Regions from separate parts of the Homo sapiens genome. Here region 2 is linked to region 1. Evidence: chromatin loops called from intact Hi-C (ENCODE). Cell type or tissue: CD4-positive, alpha-beta T cell. All regions are shown on one strand.

What was found. Peaks named below come from ENCODE experiments on the same cell type or tissue, not always from the same donor. Only the 100,000 strongest peaks of a DNase experiment are listed, where the experiment ranks them.
Region 2: a loop joins it to region 1, with 2.2 times the contacts of the local background. A loop is called at or near these places in 3 of 110 quality-filtered maps.

The regions. Positions count from the first base shown.
Region 1 is chr3:32,506,095-32,514,094 of GRCh38, reverse strand. It overlaps MIR548AY (microRNA 548ay), which reads left to right and starts at 7,706; the gene lies at 7,706-7,812. It also overlaps the pseudogene RPL31P18. In CD4-positive, alpha-beta T cell, a CTCF peak has its summit at 3,787 (motif pointing left); a DNase peak (open chromatin) is centred at 3,774.
Region 2 is chr3:32,110,744-32,118,743 of GRCh38, reverse strand. All of the region lies in intron 1 of GPD1L (glycerol-3-phosphate dehydrogenase 1 like), which reads right to left. Among named protein-coding and RNA genes, the nearest start is that of GPD1L, 8.1 kb to the right of the region's middle. In CD4-positive, alpha-beta T cell, no CTCF peak of the experiment used is centred here; a DNase peak (open chromatin) is centred at 3,753; H3K4me3 peaks cover 1,212 bases; H3K27ac peaks cover 1,687 bases.

The DNA.
Region 1 (8,000 bases):
ACCACAGTCTTTTTAGAATTAGTTGGTAACAACTCTTTTCCATCTTATCTTGGGTTAGGAATATTTTTTAAAACTTAAATACAGTAATTCTCAAATTTTTTGGTCACAGGACTTCTTTGCACTCCTACTTGTTAAGGACCCCAAAGAGCTTTTGAAAATGTTTGTAATATTCATTTATATTTACCATATTGGAATAAAACTTAAACATTTTAAATATTAGTTCATTTATAAATAACAAATAATTTTTATGGGTTAACATAAATAACATTTTTAATGGAATATAACTTTCCCCAAACAAACAAAAAAGTATTGAAAATAATGTCATTGTTTTATATTTTTGTAAATCTCTTTAATGTCTTGCGTGATAGAAGAACAGCTGCATTCTCATATTTGCTGCATTCAATTTTATGTGTTACGTTGTTTTGGTTGAATTCTATAAAGAAAATCCAGCTTCACAGATATGTAGGTGGAAAAGATAGGAATATTTTAATAGCTTTTCCAAATAATTGTGAATTTTCTTTTTTGAGGCTAAAACTTGACAAGTGTTAGTTTTTTAAGGATTAAATGTAGTGTGGAATCCATTGGTCTATCCTACTCTTTTAAAAAAATTTTTTTAAATTTTAATTTTAATTTTTTTTGAGACAGCTCTGTCACCCAGGCTGGAGTGCAGTGGCTCCATCTCAGCTCACTGCAACCTCCACCTCCTAGGCTCAAGCGATCCTCCCACCTCAGCCTCCAGAGTTGCTGGGACTTCCAGGGCACATCATCACACCCAGCTAATTTTTTTTTGTATTTTTTTGTAGAGATGGGGTTTCACAATGTTGCCCAGGCTGGTCTTTAACTCCTGGACTGAAGTGATCCACCTGCCTTGGCCTCACAAAGTGCTGGGATTACAGGCGTCAGCCACCGCACCTGGTCCTATCCTACACTTTGAATAGATTGTTACCCCTATGTGAGTTTGTAACATCAATTTATTGATCTTTTAGAAAATATCAGTTTACTGAGTTTCAAGGATCTTCCAAGTATTGATATTTCATTAAAAAAATCACACAAAAAAGGATCTTCCAAATATTGACATTTCTTCAAAAAAATCACACTGTAGCCTGACATGGTGGTGCACACCTGTAGTCCCAGCTACTCAGGAGGCTGAGATGCGAGGACCACTTGAGCCTAGGAGTTTGAGACCAGCCTGGGCAACATAGGGAGACTCTGTCTCAAAAAAAAAAAAAAAAAAAAAAAAAAAGGCCCATTTGTTAATATTACTACTAATCTCACTAGAAAAGTCTAAGTGTTGGGAAGCTATCAAGCTCACTGGTTACATACAAGTGTTCCAAAATGCTAATTTTATTGGAAAGTTCAAATGTTATGAATGGCAACAAATGCTGTCAGTTGTATTCCTTGTATTGACAGGCTTATTTTGTTCATTTTTGAGAAAATGTCTGCCAAATACCTAAATCTGGAAACCTGTTCTTTCAAGTAAGATGGTGAAAAAAGTGGCTAGTTTTGCTTACTTATAACTCAATAGCACCAGTTCTTCTCCTAGAGCTGCCATTGTCACTCAGCATGCAGCAGAAATGCTATAGGTGTACTTCCTATCTTATCACATACAATTGTAAAAGGACTGGTACTAAATGACTGCAATGTAACAAAATTAATCATTTACTTGTTCATCAAGGGAATTTTTTAAGTGAAACTGGCTTTATTTTTTCCCATGTAGTGGTGAAGAATACAATGACTACAAATAGAGTTTGGCACCACTGCCTTGTTTTGTGCTACGGTGCTGGCAGTTTTACTCCACTAGCAGTGCAAACAAATGTCCTCAGTGAAAAAGGCAAATGACTTCTTAGTAGTCTTTTGAAAATAGTCTACTTTACAGAACCTCTGTAAGGAACCCCTGGTGGTGTACAAAAAAATACAAAAATTAGCTGGGTGTGCGTGCCTATAGTCCCAGCTACTCAGGAGGCTGAGGCAGGAGGATGGCTTGAGCCCGGGTGTAGGAGGTTGCAGTAAGCTGAGATCAAGCCATTGTACTCCATCCAGCTCTGGGCGACAAAGCAAAACCCTGTCTTGGCCGGGCGCGGTGGCTCACGCCTGTAATCCCAGCACTTTGGGAGGCTGAGGCAGGCAGATCACAAGGTCAGGAGATCGAGACCATCCTGGCCAACATGGTGAAACCCCATCTCTACTAAAATACAAAAAATTAGCCGGGTGTGGTGGCACGTGCCTGTAGTCCCAGCTACTCGGGAGGCTGAGGCAGGAGAATCGCTTGAACCTGAGAGGCAGAGATTGCAGTGAGCCGAGGTTGCGTCCCTACACTCCAACCTGGCAACAGAGCAAGATTCTGTCTCAAAAAAAAAAAAAAAAAAAAAGACATGAACAGACAAATCAAAAATAACATAAAAATGGCCCTTGATATGAAAATATGTTCAGCTTTCCTCATGGGAGAAGTACACATTAAAACTACACTGAGGCCGGGCGCGGTGGCTCATACCTGTGATCTCAGCACTTTGGGAGGTCAATGCTAGTGGATCAGTTCAGGTCAGGAGTTCGAGACCAGCCTGGCCAACATGGTGAAACCCTGTCTCTACTAAAAATGCAAAAATTAGTCGGGCGTGGTAGTGCATGCCTGTAGTTCCAGCTACTTAGGAGGCTGAGGCAGGAGAATTGCTTGAGCCGGGAAGGCAGAGGTTGCAGTGAGCCAAGATCATGCCATTGCACTCCAGACTGGGTGACAGAGGGAAAGTCTGTCTCAAACAAAGAAAAAAAAACTACACTGAAATATTATTTCTCCCTATCAGAATGAAAAAAATTCAAAGGCTTGACCACAGTGTTGGAGAGGCAATGGAGAAATACATGCACTCCTTCACTGCTCGAGGGAGTGCCAAATAGTATATAGCCTCTAGTGAATGAAATTTGCAGTTTAACAAAATTGCATATGCCTACTCAGTAATCACATGCCTAGGAACTGACCCTAAAGATACAAAAGTAATACAAAAGTATTATTCACAATATAAAAGTAACATTCACAGATTTATTCACCATTTGTAATTGCAAAATAGTGGGAACAACCTAAATGCGTATGGATAGGAAACTGGCTAAATAAACTGTGACATAGCTGCATGATGGAGTAACTACAATTTTTTTCAAATGAAATTGATTTCTATGAACTGATATAGAGTAACTTCTAGGATGTATTGATAAATGAAAATAAAAAGTACTAATATATATGTAACACACATACCCATCTGTATCTGTCCCTTTCCACTAAAGAAACACAGGAAAGATAACCAGAAACTAACAAAATTTGTTACTTACAGTGGAGGGGTGGGTGGGAATCAGGTGGAAGGCATAGAGACTGAGTGACATTTCTCTAAGTGAACCTTTTTGTATGTTTCTACTTTTGAAACCTTTATCAATGTTTCATATTTTCAAAAAATAAAATTTAATCAATAATGAAGACAAAACCTGTAAGATTGATTGTATGACCTGCAATGGCACTCATTATGAGGTTAGACTTTGTGTTAGGGCTGCCTGGGGATGACAGGGTCTCCCTGCAATCCAAATTCCAAATTGGACCCCACCCTTTCCCTTCCCCAGGCACTCAGAAGCTCCTTCCTTTCTTTATCACATCCCTCACTCACGTGGTCAAACTGTCCTGGACTAAAATAACCAAATAATGATGGAAGCAAGGAGGTTAAGTGACACACAATCTTTTCCCCTAATGACACCTAAGAACTAACCCTGCACTGGTGAGTGCAGAAGCCTTAGCATTCCTTTGCCTTTGCGGCCCTCTGCTGGTGTAAAGAAAATGTGGAGGTTGATGATGTTACTTGCTTATTCTCTAGTCTAGTTTTGTTGGGAGAGGAACTTTGATAAGCTGTCTCTCCTAGGAGATCTCTGATCCAAAGTTCTTGCTTATCTGGCATTCTTGGACACTTTGTGGAATTTGGAAATATTCATACAATTTAAGACTCTTCTTTGCCTTCACATCACTGCTCTTGTCTCTTCCCGCTCTTTAACCACTGCTTTATTTTCTTGGCTCTTCTTCACCTTCTTTCCTACTCCTTCCAAAGTTCTGGCCTAAATCCTCTTCTTCCTATAAGTTCATCCCCTTAGCACTTTTATGACTGTAACTATTTAGTTCTATGAGTATTTCCCAAATGCTTTATTTCCTCCAATGCTCCAGATCCTTTTTTTTTTTTTTTAAACAGAGCTGGTGCCTCAGCCTCCCGAGTAGCTGGGATTACAGTCATGCGCCACTACGCCCGACTGATTTTTGTATTTTTAGTAGAGACAGGGTTTCACCATGTTGGCTGGGCTGGTCTTGAACTCCTAGCCTCAAGTCATTGGCCCATATCGGCCTCCCAAAGTGCTCGCATTACAGGTGTGAGCCACCGCGCCCAGCCTCCAGATCCAAATTTGAAACTATTTACCACAAACTCCGCTTGATGCCCTCTGGCACCTCAATCTCAGTGTGCCCTAATCTGAGTTCTTCATCTTCCCTTTGTTGGAACAAATGACCCAAAACCTGGAAATAAGGATTACCAAGTGCCCTTTCAATGTCATATTAGCACAGTAGTTCTCAAAGTGTGGAGTGTGGTCCCTAGACCAGCAGCATCATCATCACCTGGGAACTTGTTAGGAGTGCAAATTTTCAGGTTCCACCCAAGATCTACTGAGTCTGAAACTCTGGAAGTTGGATCCAGCAATCTGTGGTTTAACAAGCCTTCCGGGGGATTCTCATGATCACTTAAGTTTGAGAACTACTGAACTAGAGCAGGGGCTAGCAAACTATGGTTTGTGGGCCAAATCCAGCCTACTGCCCGCTTTTATTATTTTTTAATTTTAATTTTTAATTTAATTTTATGTTTTTGAGACAGTGTCGCCTAGGCTGGAGTGCAGTGGCGTGATCTCGGCTCACTGCAACCACCATCTCCTGGGTTCAAGCGATTCTCCTGTCTCAGCCTCCTGAGTAGCTGGGATTACAGGCACCTGCCATTATTCCCAGCTAATTTTTGTATTTTAGAGGGGGTTTCACCATGTTGGCCAGGCTGCTCTTGAACTCCTGACTTCAGGTGATCCGCCTGCCTTGCCCTCCCAAAGTTCTAGGATTACAGGCGTGAGCCACGGCGCTCAGCCTATTGCCTGCTGTTATAAAAGTTGTATTGGAACACAGCCACACCCATTTGTTACTATATCATCCACAGCTGCTTTTGTTTTACAACAACAGTTGAGTTGAGTAGTTGCGACAGAGACCATATGGCTCTCATAGCCTAAAATAGTTACTATCCGGTTCTTTAAAGAAAAAGTTTGCAGACCCCTAGACTAGAGCATGGTCTACAAAACCCTCCTAAGGGTCATCTGATCGTCTAGGGAAAGACAATTTTCTTTGAGTTAGTATTTATTACTGAGTTGGGCCCAGATTCCATAATTAAGGTATTAATTATAGAAAATTGGTAAATTGCAAATTATTTTTGTTAGAGGGAGATAAAAATGATTTATCTGTGTTAGAGTTCATCACAAAGATAACAATTTTATTTTCCGGTAAACCATAAACCAGTTTTGGATTTAACCTAGCAATCTTATCTTAGCATTATTTTTTTTCTTTCACTGAATACACACACACACACACACACACACACACACACACACACACCCCTCTCATAACCGCCTATAAACCAGTTTTACATTCTTCTGATTACTTAACTAATAAATTAGGTTGTTTTTTTTTTGCAATTTTATAACTTTGATGTATTTGACCATCAGCAATTAGTTCTCATCCACATTGACTGTCTGTAGATTTTTGAAAGTGGTAACCGGTACATAGGTAACCAAAGTATAGAGCTTATTTGGTGAATCTTCATCCTTATTCTGGATAATCGCACACGGATTCGGTATGAGACATTCCTTATTCCTTTGGCCCAGACAGCTTTGTTGAGCCTGGTAGCAACGCACATGTCTGGAGCTACCATCTCCTTCATGGCAAATTTCCGAATCTCTTTGAGTGCCCAAGGGGCACACTTCTTGAAGCGCACTCCATGGGTGCGCTTGTGAATGTTGATGGTGTATTCTTGGGTCACCACCTCGTTGATAGCAGAACGGCCCTTTTTCTTTTGGCCACCCTTCTTTGCGGAAGCCATTCTGTTGGGTCCAAGTTGGAAAGGCAATATTTTATTTTATTTTATTTTTTTAAGACAAGGTCTCACTCTGTCACCTGGGCTGAAGTGCAGTGGCACAATGGCACAATCAAGGCTCACTGTAGCCTCAACTTCCCGGGCTCAAGCGATCCTTCTACCTCAACCTCCCAAGTAGCTGGGACTACAGGCATATGCCTCCACACTCAGCTAATTTTTTTTTCTTTCTTTCTTTTTTTTTTTTTAGAGATGGGGTCTAGTCTGGTCTCGAACTCCTGGACACAAGGAATCCTCCTGCCTGGATTACAGGCATGAGCCCAGCCTATTAATAAATTAGATAAATCTTTGAAGCAGGCTTACTATATGCTTGTATGAAAGTTATCTTTTTAATTTTTTGAAATTTGTACTTTGACATCAATAAGAGTTACTGCCTCCTATATTACCTCTCTGTTATTATTCTCCCTCAATCTCCTTGTTACCCAGACTTGAAATATTGGCACCTGCTCCAGTTCCTTTCTTACTCTCTAAACAAATCAGTCCTCAAATCTCACTGGTTTTACCTCCAAGGTTCTCTTGGTGCCATCCCCATGATTAACGTCAGAGTTTAAGCTTCTATTCCCTCTCTCCTGAACTTTTACAATAGCCCTTACTTGGATCTCTGTAACCACTGCGCTCAAGGCTACTAGAAAAATATCCCCAAGGAAAAGCTCCGATCATTTCACTCCCCTTCCTAAAACTCGTTGGGGGTTCTTCATTACCCAACAATAATGGAAAGGCCCAGTTCCTTAGCTTGATTTTCAAAGCCTTCCAAAATTTGATCTCGAGCTTATATTCCTTAACTACTCTGTCCTTTCCTGCTCCCTTCATTCACTGTGCCTATGCACACTTTCTTTGCCTTCCTTCATACCACCCTACTGCCTGAATACTTTCTGCCCTGTATCTGCATGTCCAAACCGAAGTATAGTTTAACCCCATCTTGAAGCTCCACTGTAGTGATCCTTTAAACTGAAAGTTATTTCTCTCTGCTCCGAATTAGCAACATATTTAATTTGTATCTCTTCTATAACACATATCTCTTTCTATTTTGTAACATAGTTCTTTGTGGACATTACTGTGGTATCATTGTAGGATAGCGTCTATAATCTAACTTTGTATCCACAGTATTGCCTAACTGTGCTAATACCGATAAGAGGGCCAGTGAAAAATTGTTTAGCAGGAACTGCTGAAAAAAATTAAACTCTGAACTGAAAAAGTAGTACTGAGGCAGGATAGGCAGTCAAGGAAGTGCCCATATCCTCAGGACGCAGCAACCATGGTGACCCCAACAGTCAACACAATAAGCCTCAGCATTTGAATTGTGATTGAACTCAGTCGAGCAAAGCTATCTTCAGTAGGAAATTTCTTCTATAGAGAGCATGAGCACTTTGATTTTACCTGTCCTCAAACTGACCTTTTGCTCATTATAATAGCAAAAAACATGCCCTTGGGTGGAGATTTACAATGCTAATGGGACACCTGAGGGAGGAACATGGGTGCACAGCTACTGCACATGTGCAGCCAGAGGACCAACCAGAAGATGCTTACTACTAGGTTGGTGCAAAAGTAATTGTGGTTTTTGCATTTAAAGTAATGGCCAAAACCGCGATTACTCTTGCACGAACCTAACGGTAACACTTCTTCCCACCTCCTTATGAATAATCATGCAAATAATACATGATTAGCAATAACCTCCAGCAATAATCAATGTTGTCTCATCCTTACGAGCAGCCTGCCCTGAATTCTCTCTCTCTCTCAGGGTGTGATGTCTATTTTGTACTTAGCTTTCAAAATTTTTTTTTCTTTTGCAATAAATTATGCTGCATCTCT
Region 2 (8,000 bases), 400 kb after region 1:
TTTCAGATTTGCAAGATGAAAAGAATTCTGGAGATCTAATTCTTTTCAATATTTTCATTGTTTTCAATACGAACAATGTGAACATTCTTAACCCTACTAAACCGTATGCTTAAAAATGGTTAAGGTGGTAAATTTTATGTTATGTGTATTTTGTCACAATTAAAAAAACATACACACTTAAAAAGGATGGCAAGAAAACACACAAGAACAAGCATAAGACCCAGCCTATGGTCAGATCCTATTAAAAGTGCAGTTCGTGGACCAGCAGTGAATATATCCCTGAGAGCGTGTTAGAAATGCTGAACCTCAGGCCCTACCCCAGACCTGCTGAATCAGAATCTGCTCTGTAACACAATCCCCAAGAGATTCACATGCACATTGAAGTGTTGACATAGTAGATGCACAACAAACATTTGTTGCATGAATACATCCTTTCTTGTTGGTAAGTTTACAAGCAAATGTTATTGTGTTCTTCATACTTGCCTATCTTTTCCAAATTTTCCCAAACAGGCATGTGTTAGTTTATTTTTTTATTCTGATTTTAAATCATTCCCATTTAGATATTTTAACAGACCCCGAATCCAAAGCAGACAAGTTTCAGCAAGTCCCAAGGCCTGTTAGCCAACCAGAAAATAGAAGCTATGGAGGTTTAACTGAAATCCACAGATGCCCCCTAAGTCTCATTTTAGTTGATACTTACTTCAATATGTTTTCAGAGCAGCCAAGTAGGAGCAGTTTGGGATGGACCACACCTCTGTCAGCCTGTACAAAAATGGCTATCCATGACCTGGTCAGCCATGCTATCAACCCCACACACCATGGGAACAATGTTCATCTGAGTGAATGGAGGAATGGTCAGTGATTAATTCAGATCGGAATCAAAGACATAGGTAGCAGGAGAATCTACCTGCCCACTCAGGAGAACAACACACAGGGTCCTGGAGAATGTCTAAGTCACAGTCTCAAATTGCCTTTAAGGACCACCAGTCTTAAGCAAGGATGGCAGAGAACCAAACTGTCCATGGTGCTTCAAACAAGCATATTCTACATCCTAGCACAAACTTTTTAGATAAATACATTCTGCAAGCCCATCTATTGATAATGGAAAGAACCATGCAGTGCAAATTCTAACAGCCACCTGGCACTTGGTCTCTGTTGACATAACAACTGAAAGACTATACACCCCTGCCCGCATTCCTGGATAATGAGAATTACTGAAAACCATTTCCAAACATCCACCAGAGTCTCAACAATGCAAAATCTCAGCTTTCAAACCTGAGCTCTACACCAGACATGCTAGGTAATCCAGAACAAACAAATCTCTTTTCTGCTTATGTTTCTAGGCCCTCTACAGCTGGAATGTTACTGTCCACCTTCCTCATACTTGCTTATTACAAAGTGAAAAATGAAATAAGAAATCATGACTAAATTATTTCTCATGTATTGTTCTGGCTTCCACCAACATATATGCAGATGGTTCAGTATAAGGCTATTCACTGCAGAACTCTTAGAATATCCATCAAGAGGAAACTGATTAAACAAAAGCATACCTATACCCAGCAATATTATACAAGTATAAAAAAGAATGAAGATGTTCTTTATGTATAGATATGGAAAGGGCTTCAAGACACAGTTACATGAAAAAGCAAGGAGAAAATAAGTATGTAGAGCTCCACTGCATACGTAGCTACACATAGTATTTACATTTTAATTAGTTAACATTTAAATGTAGTCCGAATAGCCACATTTCAAGTGGGCAGGAAGGCAGAGAACTTCAACCACTCTACTGCATAGTATCTGTGTAACTTAGAACACATTACATAACTTCTGTAAGCTCAGACTTATTATAAAATAAGGATGATGACAATACAGTACCTCATACTGTGAGGATTAACTCAGATAACACATAAAGTGCTTAAGGGGTTAACCGGGATAGTCCTTACTACTGAATCTAACATTTGTGCAGCTGTGGGCCAAAGCTGAGCATGAGCTGGCTGTGTCAGTCAAGGCCTCACAGATGGGTTCTCCTTTGGTAGAAGTAACTAGTCCAAGTAGTAGTAAATTTAAATATGAGTAGTAGTAAAATTGGTAGTAGTAAATCAGTCCAAGCTAGATGCTGTCAGTCCCCACCCCAATCCCCACCCCAGCTTGCTATCGTAGGTCACAGCACCCTTTCCTGGCAAAGCTACTCTCTTCCCCAGAATCCTTCTCAACACAAAACTCTCTGCAGCCACCATTAATCAACTAGAGTCAGTGCCTGAGATGAAATTTATCTGCCATCATTGCTGGTCCTGGTTGTGAGGATCAGAATCATGTTACTCAAACTCACAAGAGTTCCTTTTAAGCAGGTTACCATAAGATTTGTTGTTTAAAACAAGATCCTTTTGAGAATGCTCTGAAATTAGACTGGGACAAGTATAAACCACAGTTGAAGACAAATGTGAATGCATGGTCACTTAATTATATGTGATAATGCAAATTTATCCATAATCATTTCTAACATTTATATAACATATTACAGTTGTCAAAGTGTTTGCACATGCAGAATTTCAACAGACGACCCACACAATGGAGAACCATGGAGTACAGTCTACAAAAGGCACTTCCTCTCACTGGGTGGATCCACTCAAGAAACCCAACTTAAAAAGTTCAACCTGGCCGGGCACGGTGGCTCACATCTGTAAACCCAGCACTTTGAGAGGCCGAGGCGGGCACATCACGAGGTCAGGAGATCGAGACCATCCTGGCTAACACGGTGAAACCCCGTCTCTACTAAAAATACAAAAAAATTAGCCTGGCGTGGTGGCACATGCCTGCAGTCCCAGCTACTCGGAGGCTGAGGCAGGAGAATTGCTTGAACCCGGGAGGTGGAGGTTGCAGTGAGCCAAGATCGTGCCACTGCACTCCAACCTGTGCAACAGAGCGAGACTCCGTCTCAAAAAAAAAAAAAAAAAAAAAAAAAAAAAAAAAAAAAAAAAAAAAAAAGTTCAACGTACACGAAAAGGGTTTAGATGCTTGAAGACATTTCCATCAAGCTGAGGTAGCTACATGAATTACTAATTTCAGCTTGGGGATATTTCTGTCCAGATGGCCAGTGTTAGGGCTATTAGGTTAGAGTTCTCCTCCTCCTCCAGGACTGGAGAAACACAAATTCTTTGGTTCTTTTTTTGCCTATAACCCATGCAAACCACTTCCTTTCTTCAGCACTGGAAAAACCGGGTAGAGAAAATCCAAATGATGAGGATATAGTTTTCTTAGGACATACATGTGACTCTGGCTGTAATGATAATGAGAGGTGAAGCCAGCTGGACTTCTTGGGTCCAGTGGGGACTTGGAGAACTTTTCTGCCTAGCTAAAGTATTGTAAACGCACCAATCAGCACTCTGTAAAAATGCACCAATCAGCACTCTGTGTCTAGCTAAAGGATTATAAATGCACCAATCAGTACTCTGGAAAAACACACCAGTCAGCACTCTGTGTCTAGCTAAAGGATTGTAAATGCACCAATCAGCACTCTGTGTCTAGCTAAAGGATTGTAAATGCACCAATCAGCACTCTATAAAATGCATCAATCAGCACTCTGTAAAATGGACCAATCAGCACTCTGTAAAACGGACCAATCAGCAGGTTGTGGGCAGGGCCAAATAAAGGAATAGAAGCTGGCCACCCCAGCCAGTGGTGGCAACCGGCTCAGGTCTCCTTCTACTCCGTGGATGCTTTGTTCTTTCGCTCTTCACAATAAATCTTGCTGCTGCTCACTCTTTGGGTCTGTACTACCTTTATGAGCTGTAACACTCACTACAGAGGTCTGCGGCTTCACTCCTGAAGTAAGCGAGACCACAAACCCACCTGGAGGAACAAACAACTCTGAACGCGCCACCTTTAAGAGCTGTAACACTCACTGGGAAGGTCTGTGGCTTCACTCCTGAAGTCAGCGAGACCACGAACCCACTGGAAGGAAGAAACTCCGAACACATCTGAACATCTGAAGGAACAAACTCTGAACACACCATCTTTAAGAACTGTAACACTCACCGTGAGGGTCCGCGGCTTCATTCTCGAAGTCAGCGAGACCAAGAACCCACCGGAAGGAACCAAGTCCGGAAACAATAAGAATGAGAAACTGTTTTACTATCTAGGACAGTGTTTCTCAAACTGAAGGTTATGCAGGCACAAAATAAATATAAGGAGAAGAGATCACAGTTAATCACCCATAGTAACATTTGTTACTGTGAAACATTTGTTTCTGGTTGGATATGAAGTATCCTCCATCATAATATAAAATTGTATGTCAGCTAGTTGCAAGTCAAAAAATTTAAAGCCACAGATTTAGGAAACTATGACTCTTCTGAACACATGGACTAGAAAAGCATCTGGCCCAATTCGTGCTACAGCTTGAAAAGTGCCTATTAAGTTCATGAAGGTTTGCCTTCTCTTACTCTTGTTAGAACCCAACCACCATATGGAGAAGCCTAAGCTAGCCTGCTGAAGGATGAAAGACATGTGGGCTGGTCACCCCTGTCACGCTGGCTGAAGCCTGCCCACTGCCAGACATGAAGGAGGTCATCTAGGACCAAGAGTCCCAGCCAGGCTGGGTGTGGTGGCCCATGCCTGTAATCCCAGTACTTTGGGAGGCCAAGGCAGGAGGATCACTTGAGCCCAGGTGTTCGAAATCAGCTTGGGCAACATAGTGAGACCCCACCTCTATGATGAAATCTGAAGATTAGCCAGGCATGGTGGTGTGTGCCTCTAGTCCCAGCTACTCGGGAGGTTAAGGTGGGAGGATTGCTTGAGCCTTGGAGGTTGAGGCTGCAATGCATTGTGATCATGCCACTGTACTCCAGCCTGGGTGACAGAGTGAGACTCCCAAAAAATAACAACAAAAAAAAGGTGGGTGAGAGTGTCCAACCAAGTCACCAGCCAACCACAGCCATATGAGTGAGCCTAGGCTAGATCAGCAGAAAATCTGCCAGGTTAGTCAGCCCACATTGTTAAACCCCAGAATCATGAGCTAATAAATGATTGCTGTCTGAAGCCACTAAGTTTGGGGGTAGACTGTTAGGCAGTGAGAGATGACTGATTCAGTTCTCCTCTTCCAATTGTGGAAGAGACTGAGCCTCAAAGCAGAATAACTACAAAGTGTCACCAGTATAACCTTATGGGAGCCCAGGACACTTCTGGCACAGTGAGCTTAGTTCCTGACATCACCCAGTTGGGGAGGAGGAAAGGGAAAGGAGAATGGTGACACAGATGGTGAGGATCCCAGAAACTACTGTCCACCTGCAACCACTGAGAGACTTGGGGATGCTACTTGGCCTGCCAGAGACAAGATTTAGGAGATATGTGACTTTTCTGTCCAAAGGGACATGACTTAGAGAAGAGTAGGCTCACCTAAGTGTTGCTCTGGGATTAACAGGTAAAAGTTAGAGGTGATAGATTTTTAGCTTAGATTTTCCTAAGATTTTTCTTCACATACAAAGAAAAAAAAAGATAAGATTTTTTCAACAATTAATCCTCTAATTAATTTTAAGATCAATTGCCTTGAAAATAGTAAACTATAATCATCTGTCATATCTATAGGAGAAGGGATGACTACATTGGTGGGAAACTGAATGAGATGATTTTTAAGGCCTTGCTTCCATTTTATTTCTCAGAAGGAGAATATAAAATTGGATTTTGTTGGGAGGATACTCAACATTTTTATGAAAATGATATTTATCCTCATGTGAAAGTATGCTTCACACTGAAAATGGTAAGAATTTATGGAAACATGGTCTTTGGGGTTAAAAGGATCTGGGTTTCAAGTCCACCTACTAACTGTTGACTTAAGCAAGTTTTCTCTAAATCTTAGTTATGTCATCTAACATAGGGTTATAATAATAGTACCCCACAGGCCTGTCACATGTTTAAACGAAATAACATCATGTACATGACACACAGAAAATGATAAATTATTATATTTATGCCTCTTAAGGAAGAGAAGGAGATAGAATGGAAGAATGAAGCAAGAGGTAAAGGTTAAGAAATGAAAGGTTAAGGTAAGACACTGGGAGCTCTCGACTCATTCCTAGAATAGTAGTCATTATTATATTATATATATTTTTTTGAGATAGGGTTTCCCTCCTGTCACCCAGGCTGGAGTGCAATGGTGCCATCTTGGCTCACTGCAACCTTTGCCTCCTGGGCTCAAGTGATTCTCCTGCCTTAGCCTCCCAAGTGGGTGGGACTACAGGCGCATGCCATCATGCCCAGCTAATTTTTGTATTTTTTTTGTACAGACAGGGTCTCACTAAGTTGTCTAGGCTGGTCTTGAACTCCTAGGCTCAACCAGTCCACCTACCTCAGCCTCCCAAAGTGTTGGGATTACAGGCATGAGCCACTGCGCCCGGCCATGAGTTTTATTTATATTTTATTTATTTATTTTTTAGATTTAGAGACAGGGTCTTGCTATGTTTCTCAGGCTGGACTCAAATTGTGGGGCTCAAATGATTCTCCACCTCAGCCTCCCAAAGTATTGAGGTTATAGGCATGAGCCACTGCACCCAGCCCCACTCATGATTTGTATACCAAACAGGTGGGGGAGATGAAGGAAACAGGTGATTAAATATTACTTTTTAAAAAGCCGTACAAACTTTCTCATCTTAGCCCACAAGGGAACTCTAAGTCTCTTCCCAGTTCATCTCCAGTCCATCCTATCAACTCTCACTCCAACTTCCAAGGCAGAAGTGTGTCCGTGCGCCTGTCCTCAGGGAAGGATTATTTCTGACCATAAAGGAGCTAACTTATAGTCACTCAAATTGTTTCTGAGCTCTCTGTGTGGTGAGAATCACAACAGAAACTGAGTAGCACAGACAAAAGGGTGCCCAGGGCGGATGAACAGCCAGGATGCTGCACCCAGCCAGTTCCAGCAGACCAAAAAAAAAAAAAAGACAGAGTCACAGGTCCAGCTTCAGTCATCAGAGCAAAGTGGGCCAAAGCTCTCCTTGACCTTCGGTATCAGAGAAAATGTCAGGCTGTGGGGTGATGTGAAAACAAGGGCAAGAGATAGGCAACTCCCAAGGACACTCCTCCAGCTGTCTATCAGCCTCTCTCCTCATCTCCTGTCTTCTCTCCTATCCTCTGCCTCTCTACCCCTTGGCCAAACCCCAAACCAGTCCATTTTGTGACTTAATGACAGGTCCATCAAGGATGATGAAACTAATAATACTAATAGCAACTGTCATTTACTGAGTGCTAGTCACCATGCACTCTCCCCAGATCATTTCATTTAATCCTAACCATAATCCCAGACAGCAGGTATCAATACATGATTCTTAGAGAGAAGCGCTTTTCCCAAGGCCTCAGAGCTGCCAAGTGGGAGACCCAGGCAGAAACGTAGGCAGTCAGATTCCCAAGCTCTTTCTTATACCACTGCACTACCCTGCCTCCAAAGGAGATTTAGGATGTGTTTCTGGACATATGCTTCCTATCACAAGGGTTTGGCTGTAAATACAGCCCTGAGGTTTTAACTCTAGAACTTTATTTTGCACTTTGTCTGGGTGATCTTCCCAAGGTGCTGGTTAAAAGAAAGAAACTTTGGGCCAGGCACTGTGGCTGATGCCTATAATCCCAGCACTTTGGGAGGCCAAGGCGGGCAGACTATTTGAGGCCAGGAGTTCAAGACCAACCTGGCCAACACGGCAAAACCCTGTCTGTACTAAAAATATAAAACTTAGCCGGGCATGGTGGTGCCCACCTGTAATCCCAGCTACTCAGAAGGCGGAGGCATGAGAATCGCTAGAACCCAGCAGATGGAGGTTGCAGTGAGCCAAGATGGTGCCATTGCACTCTAGCCTGGGTAACAGAGCTGACTCTGTCTCAACAACAACAAAAACAAAAAAAGAAAAAAGAAACTGTTTCATCTTTGAAAGAACCTGAGAAGCTTTTGTTGTTTTTCCAAATCAAATTTACAGGGTCAGGAAAAGTCATGCAGGTTAGGAAGTCCCTCCCTGCACCTGCGG